2 separate regions of the Homo sapiens genome follow, and region 1 is linked to region 2. Evidence: chromatin contacts called from ENCODE Hi-C or POLR2A ChIA-PET data. All regions are on one chromosome and are shown on one strand. The core of a region is the stretch at or near the end of the contact, and the rest is flanking DNA. Distances in the headings are between cores, read along the strand shown.

Region 1 (3,592 bases), core at 747-3,246, 180 kb before region 2:
CTAACAAATGCCTTACAGAGAATCCATGGCCAAAGTGGAACTGAAAGTCCTAGGTCTTTCTGCCAAGTGCATAACTCTTTCCTCCTTACTACACTAGAAAGACTTTAGCATTGTAATATTCTGAGACAACATCAGTGATTCATTCCTCATTTTAGGAAGCAGTAAGGGATAGGTCTACATGGACAAAGAGGAAGGTAAGGTTTCAGTCTCTAAAGCAATAATGGTGGGTTGCCCTTTTGTTAAAGAGTCTCATGTCAACAAATTCATGTCTAGTTTAGGCTAGGAAGAAATAATAGTTGGGAAAACAATAGCTTGAAAAATCAGTAGGGCATGCCAGGCATCCTTGTATCTTCACATTTGTGTATCACGTATAATCTAAGTGATACTAAAAATTTGTTACGCTCTAATAAATGATGATTTATGTATACCAAAGGCTCTAATAAAATATCTAGAATTGGTAGCATCATAGATATGAATTAAATAGATGGAGATGAAGTAATTAAAATTAGTTCCTAATTTGCACTGATTTTTTTTAATCTTCAATTTTGTAGGAAAAAAAAATTGGAGCATTAAACTGATAGAAAATTGTAAAGAACATTCTGCTTCCGGTAGGGAAAATGGTCTGTTTTCTTTTCTTACTTTAACATAAGATCAATACTAATGTCATTTATATTGTACTTTAGTGTTTACAAAGTAGATTCACATATATTCTCTTATTTCATCTGTGCAGTAACCTCTGGAAGATAAGGTTTCCTCATTCTGTTTTTTAATGTCTGTTTCTTAACTCTGTGTAAAGGCAGATTGATTGGGCCTCATTTCCTCAATTTAGAAGGCTGGACTGATTGATGGAACATTAAAGAAGGCAGAGGTAAATAAGGGATAGTGATTCTAAAAATAAAAGTGACACTTGAAGTGGTTTGACTAGCAGTCTCACTTATTTTTCCAAAGGCAAAAATTAAAAAAAAATCAAAAAGACAAAAATTAAAACCCAGAGATACTAATAAAAGCAGGGAGCACATGTATCTTTCTGATCCTAACACTTAGAGTAGCAGCTATCTTGACAGCCTATTTTTGTGAATAGAACACTTAGATGTCCATTTTTAAGGACAACTTTGTTTTTTCTTCCTGGTGTTTTGTTGTTTTACTGGCATATATCTAAATTTGATTTAAATTTCATGGCATTAAACCAAAAACTTAGATGGTTATATCGTGTCATTTGTTATATTTATTCAGTATTTGTTGGTGCATTTTGGTAAATTTTTTACTTTATTAGTTGGGGTTATATACCACCACATTTAATCCCAGGTACTCACAATAATAACAGCTTAAACATGCTAAGAGTTTGTTTCTCTCTTATGTGAAAGAAGTCAAGCAGTTGGCAGTCCAGGTCTGGTATGTATTGACAACCCCAGTGTCAGAGAACCAGACACTTGTCTCCCCGAAGTATCATTCTTAGCAGTATCACCTCATGGTTCAGGGTAGCTGCCTGAGCTTCAGCCATCAGGCTGATATTCCAGGCAGCAGAAAGGAAGAAAGAAGAAGGGCACCTGGTTTCCCTTTTAGGATGCTTTTGTGAGGTACAATTAGCATTCTTGTCTTTAACTTCTTAAAGCTCATGCGAAAACAGCTTACTGCAAGGTGAGCACATGACTGCCTAGCTTAACACAGAATTTCCTTATGAAGGAGGACTAGAACAGTGGATGTTGGTGTAGGCACTGCTTAGTCTGTGTCACATATAGCGCATAACACATCAATAGTGAGAATGCTTCAGTTCAACCAGTTCATGGCTTTGGGGGCTGTACCAATTGGTTTATAATGGTTATGATTTTGTGACCAATTATTCTTTATGTGGAGATATATATAAGAGGAACTGCTTTATTCATTTAGACCAATAAAAGCGATACCTGAAGTGATTTGTGGACAAGTGGCTACAAGAGGATATTGGTGAGCATATTTGTTCCCATGAGTCATTTTCTAACCAGTTATCCTAACACTGGGTTTCTGTACTGTCTTTAATTTTCACATTATCTCTAAAGTCTTCAGGAGGAAATATAAGCAGTGTGGTGCTAGAATAGCTTTCTATGTGAATTCTTTTCCCCCTTATTCATTACTGGAACCAGTAATTGCCTAGAGAATGATGGGCAAAATGCCAGCTCATCATTTCTTTAAGGGTCTAAGAATTGGCTTTGGAGAATGGAAGAAAATTCCAGAAACACTGTCAAGAAAGTTATTATTTATTTCAAATGTTATTTGGAACAGCAAAGGACAATATGTTTTATAGCACAACTTTTAAGATGACTGAATTGGCAATAAATTCACATGATGAAACTTCAGCAAGTCTTTATGTTTCTGCCGGGGAATTCTTTGGTTCTTGGCGTAAATTTTTAAATAGTTAATATCAGCTTCCTATTCTTAACATTCCTTTAGTTGTAGAGCTAATGTGAAAACAGCTTGCTGTGTTGTGAAGAATGCCTTTAGTTAGCCAATAAATCAACTCATGCGTGTTTCAGTTGTCAAGCATGTTAAATAGTAGTTTTTAGACACAAGAGGGATTGCCCATAATATCGTTATTGTGAGATTCTGTTTCTCATCCACCACGAATGAAATCCCTTCTTTCCCAGACTGCCTCTCACAGCCCCTCCAGCACTGTGGTTCAACTCTACACCAAGAGATGACAAGTCCTGGGTTCTCAAAGACTTGGATTTTGGTTCTAGATTTGCAGTGTAGGAGTCAGGCAAATGGATGTGTCTCTTGAGGCATTAGTATCTTCACATTTCAGACAAGGGCTTGAGTTAAAATACTGTTTCCTTTCACTTCCAAAATTCTATAACTCTGTGCAATGGTTTTTAACAAAAATCTTTGAAAAATAACCTAAATAGGCCGGGCGCGGTGGCTCACGCCTGTAATCCCAGCACTTTGGGAGGCCGAGGTGGGTAGATCACGAGGTCAGGAGTTCAAGACCAGCCTGGCCAAGATGGTGAAACCCCAGCTCTACTAAAAATACAAAAAATTAGCCGGGCGCAGTGGCAGGTGCCTGTAGTCCCAGCTACTCAGGAGGCTGAGGAAGGAGAATCATTTGAACCTGGAGGGTGGAGGTTGCAGTGAGCCGAGATCGTGCCACTGCACTCCAGCCTGGGTGACAGAGTGAAACTCCGTCTCAAAAAAAAAAAAAAAAAAGAAAAGAAAAAGAAAAATAACCAAAATAAATTTCTAGAACAAATTTCCCAAGAATCCCAAATAAATATTAATTTATATTTAAAGATGCTGTATTTAAACAGTGCAATAATTATGAGCTTTTAAAGGAATCTAAATCAAGATATGTTTAACATTGGCTACTTACGATGAGTTCAAGTACTTAAGCTAATTTTTAGCTTGATACCTGTATTTCGTTGGGGGAAAGAAAACAATATCACTTCACACACTGATCATGTTTTATATTTTCTTTTAGAAATTAAATGATTAATGTGTTAGACCATGTAAGTCAGACAAGGAGGATTGAAGGACATACCTTATGAGTCAGCTAAAAATCTTGCCAGTTCAAATAGTACACATTTCCTTGTGTGAGCAGCTGTCATTGTTCTGAAGTTTTGGA
Region 2 (3,991 bases), core at 415-2,914:
TGCCTTTTTAGGCAAAAGTAACCACTGATTGGTAAATCGTATTGAGACTTGAAAAACTATAAATATCTGAGGAGCAGCAGCTTACGACTATGGCATTGTTCCAAGAGACACTGGCTTCTCTGGGGCATGAGGCTTTTCAGCCATGGTAGCTCTTGCAACTTCCTGATGTGAGTCAACACGCCTGCGCTGTCTGCTAGAGACCCCAAGAGAATGGCTCCTGCACAGCTGTGAGGACTGCTGGGTGCACACTCCTCTGGAAAACAAGGCATGATACAGCCTTGCTGGCAAGTGGGGTCTCCTGCCTTACACCCTGCACTGTCAATCCAATGCCAGGCAGTCTGTGGGGGCCTTGACAGTCTGCATGTTAGTTAGACCGGAGAAGCCCCTCCACCCCCTTGGCAGGCATTTCAGAATAAAAATAAAGACATAATGCTAAAAGACTTATCATAAAAATGAACAGCCTCTCTGTGCCACTGTTCCCGTCTTTCTCCCTAAATGTCTGCTCTGATATTTACTTCCATGTTTCTAAATAATATATTTATGTTGCTCTTTCCTGATTACCAGTTACTGACATCTGTTGACTTGCCATATGGAAGATAAGAGTTGTTCCTTTTATACTGCTTCTGGTTTCTTGTTCCCATCCTTTCAATGCTGTTACATCCAAAGTCTAATTTCAGTCAATAGCCAGTGTCACAGCACATGGCAATGTGACAATTGCTCACTGCATAACCAAATGGATACTCTGAATATATTTCCTCTTCTACAGATTTTTTTTCTCCTGGGGCAATTTTTTTTTTTTCATGTTGCTTTGTTTTCTCTGTATATATTTTTGATTTTCCCCTTGCATTCTGTGTCAGGTCTGTCAAGATGCCTTTTATTTTTCAAATATTCAAAAGTATCAGACCTGAGCCCAGGGAGGAGGTGCAAACTTGTAGTTGCAGCTATTTGGGAGGCCTAGGCTGGAGTATTGTTTGAGCCTAGGAGTCTGAGGTCAGAACTGGGCAACATAGCAAGACCCCGTGTCAAAAAAAGAGAAAAACTAAAGGGGAATGAAAGAACTTTTAGAACGATATCAGACCAATTATTAGTTTCTTTTTTTCTCATGGAGATGTACTTACTAGACCTCTCCATCCTCCTGCTCTTATCTGAACTGGTTTCTGCTTCCTTAAACTGCCATTTCTCCCGTGTTCTAGGACTTCCCTTGGGTTCTGACTGATTTCTTACTGTGTTTTCTGGATTTTGCTGGAGCACTTCCAAAAAGAGCTTTATATAAGAAAGTGTTCATGTGAAGGAGATAAAGATCTCTTTGCAAGTCTCAAAATTTCTTTTATCTTTCATGCTTGATCTTTTTGAGCATGTAGTTTTACACTGAATTGTTTTTTCAGTGTAGAAGATATGACTTTTAGTAGAATTTAATATCGCTATTCAGAAGGCATTGTTATCATAGATCATTTGTTAATAATATTCCTAGTTTTAGTCTGCTAGCAATCATCCACATCATTTGTCAATCCTTTGATTAAACTCTGCAGTTTGGAGATAACTCCTCATTGTTCTCTTGGCATTTTGTACAGATGACTCATCTAAGAGGAGGAGGTTGTATATGTATATATACACACACAGAACAGAAGTCTTCATTGTGGACAATCTTTTCAAGGATGTTTGTAGAGCAAGATAGGTATAAGATCTCCTCTGACAGCAGCAAGCAAAGATACTCCCTGTCTGTCTAAAAGATTCAGGTTCCCTAAGCCTAGGGTTCTTCTGTGTGTGCCAGTGTCCCTGGATCCTCTTCACATCACCTTGTGAGAATCTTAGCTGAGGAACCACTACATAAAAGGAAGATACTCTGGCTAGCGGTGTGGCTATGAGTTGTGAATAGTTCTTTGTCTGTGACCCAGGAATCTTCTGCCTTCTGCCAGCATTGATGAAGGTGTAGCTTTCAGGTATTGTAAAAATCCTAGACCCCTCCTACTTTTTTTACATCTACTTTCTCTCTGAAAATGTCTTCAACCACCACCCCACAAAGTTTTCTTCTTCTTGCCATGTACTTGATTGTATATAGCATTTATTTATCTTTTTTTTGGTTTCTTTACTCATCCTAAAGACATTCTACATTGAAAATATTTTGTATATAGCAAAGCACAGTAAATATCAGGTGTCAGCAAGTTTCTAAATTATAAATAATATGTTTTTTATTTGATCGAGTGGGTAATATGTTTCATATTAAATTGTTTTGCAAGGCACAGTGTATGAATAGATGAATACATGTATATACTCTTAAAATGTCGTATATTTGTACATAATTGCCCTAAAAGATTTATCGAGGTTTGTTTTCTGTATTATGTGTTATCTATTTCTGTCTTCAATAATGTTTATAAAATAACCATTTGTTGGGTAAGTACTATGTGTCAGGCACCATGTAATGCTTGTGATATGGAGGATTTTCGTACTGATTCTTTCAGTACTAAGAGGAAGAGTTTTTAAAGTGTGTGTGTGTGTGTGTGTGTGTGTGTGTGTGTGTGTTTGTGTTTGTGATGGGGTCTCACTCTGTCACCCAGGCTGGAGTGCAGTGGCATGCATGGTCATAGCTTACTGCAGCCTTGAACTCCTGGGCTCAAGCTTCTTGCTTCAGCCTTCCCAGTAGTTGGGACTACAGGCACGCACTATCTCACCTGGTTTTTTGTAGAGACTGAGTCTTGCTACGTTGCCCAGGCTGGTCTTGAACTCCTGGTGTTAAGCCATTCTCTGCCTCAGCCTTCTAAAGTGCTGTGGTTACAGGTGTGAGCCACTAAGCCCAGCCAAGGAAGATGTTTTTATTGTTCACGTTTTATAGAAGAAGGGATAGAAACATGGAAAGGTACATAACTTGCATAAGGTTATAAAATTGGCAAATGATAGAATTGCTATTCACGCCCAGGTCTGTTTAAATCTTGAACCCAAGCTCTTAATGTCTGTACTCTGCTATGAAATGGAGAGTAGGGAAAGGAAAAAGAAAAAAAAAACAAATGGCTGTATTGTCTCATATCTGAAAGTTCTTTGGCACAGTTTAGTTTAAATTGATACTATATAGTTCTATTTTTTTCTTACTTTAAGAAAAAAATAGAGGCGGGATCTCACCATGTTGCCCACACTGGTCTTGAAATCCTGGGTTCAAGTGGTCCTCCCACCTCAGCCTCTGAAAATGCTGGGATTACAGGCGTAAGCCACCTCACCCGGCCAGTACTGTATAGTTCTTAAATATTGATTTGACATACATAATAACAGCTTTGTTTACTGTAGTTATAATGGAATTCAGTGTATAGTTCTTGCTAAAAGTAACTACATTCAGTCACAGCTTGAAAGAAAAAGTACCAGACAACAGAATAAAACCATACAGGAGCTGATAATTTACACATCCAAATATTGGGAAAATCTAAGTTGAGGTTCCACAGCAACTGCAGCTCAGCCTCAGGGCAGTGAATGTTGCCATCCAAACTGGACACTGTATGTAGCTTCATGAAATAATATTCTCCATGCTCTTTGGTGCCTGATAATGGCCACTGTGGGAACAATGTGTGAATTATCAGTGACTGTTTTATCACTGTAGTTTGGGGCATTTCATTTATGTGGCTGTTTCACAGTGCAACATAGGTGTTTCAAGTGGTGATACATCTTGGTGGCATTTCAGTAGTCCTTAAATTATTAATGAATCCTGAAAAAAAGATCTGTAATGTGTAAGATTATTTTTGTGTCCTACATCTGGTTTATAAACAAATCACATTTGCTCTCCTTCCTGCACCCACTCCCATTGGAAAAGCATGATTTTGGGAGTTCGTGTTTACATTCCAAGTGCAGTTCTCAGGCACGTTCAAGATGTTGGTTAACCTTTGAAATGTATTATGTGCTGGTGCTTAAAGGAGATAGATGACTAAGAAGTACATATTAGAGCCTCTCAAGACACAGCATCATCAATCAAATAGCCTGGCTTCATGCAGAGCTCCACCATCCACAAAGC

Evidence for each region. Hi-C counts contacts between places; a loop is a spot of excess contacts on that map. ChIA-PET counts read pairs that join two places held with the same protein, here RNA polymerase II (POLR2A).
Region 1: a loop to region 2 is called in a map of PC-3, with 2.3 times the contacts of the local background. The contact joins two enhancer-like sites. A Hi-C loop is called at or near these places in 1 of 168 maps with a recorded cell type or tissue (PC-3). POLR2A ChIA-PET finds 5 or more read pairs at or near these places in 5 of 52 experiments (CD4-positive, alpha-beta T cell, GM12878, PC-3 and 2 more).

Annotation. Positions count from the first base shown.
Region 1 is chr10:34,580,820-34,584,411 of GRCh38, reverse strand. All of the region lies in intron 2 of PARD3 (par-3 family cell polarity regulator), which reads left to right. Among named protein-coding and RNA genes, the nearest start is that of PARD3, 230 kb to the left of the region's middle. Within about 2 kb of position 1,996, at least 5 of the 41 ENCODE cell types and tissues checked have a DNase peak (open chromatin) inside an H3K27ac peak, as active enhancers do; they include PC-3, where a contact is called at or near this core.
Region 2 is chr10:34,403,609-34,407,599 of GRCh38, reverse strand. All of the region lies in intron 5 of PARD3 (par-3 family cell polarity regulator), which reads left to right. Among named protein-coding and RNA genes, the nearest start is that of PARD3, 410 kb to the left of the region's middle. Within about 2 kb of position 1,664, at least 3 of the 41 ENCODE cell types and tissues checked have a DNase peak (open chromatin) inside an H3K27ac peak, as active enhancers do; they include PC-3, where a contact is called at or near this core.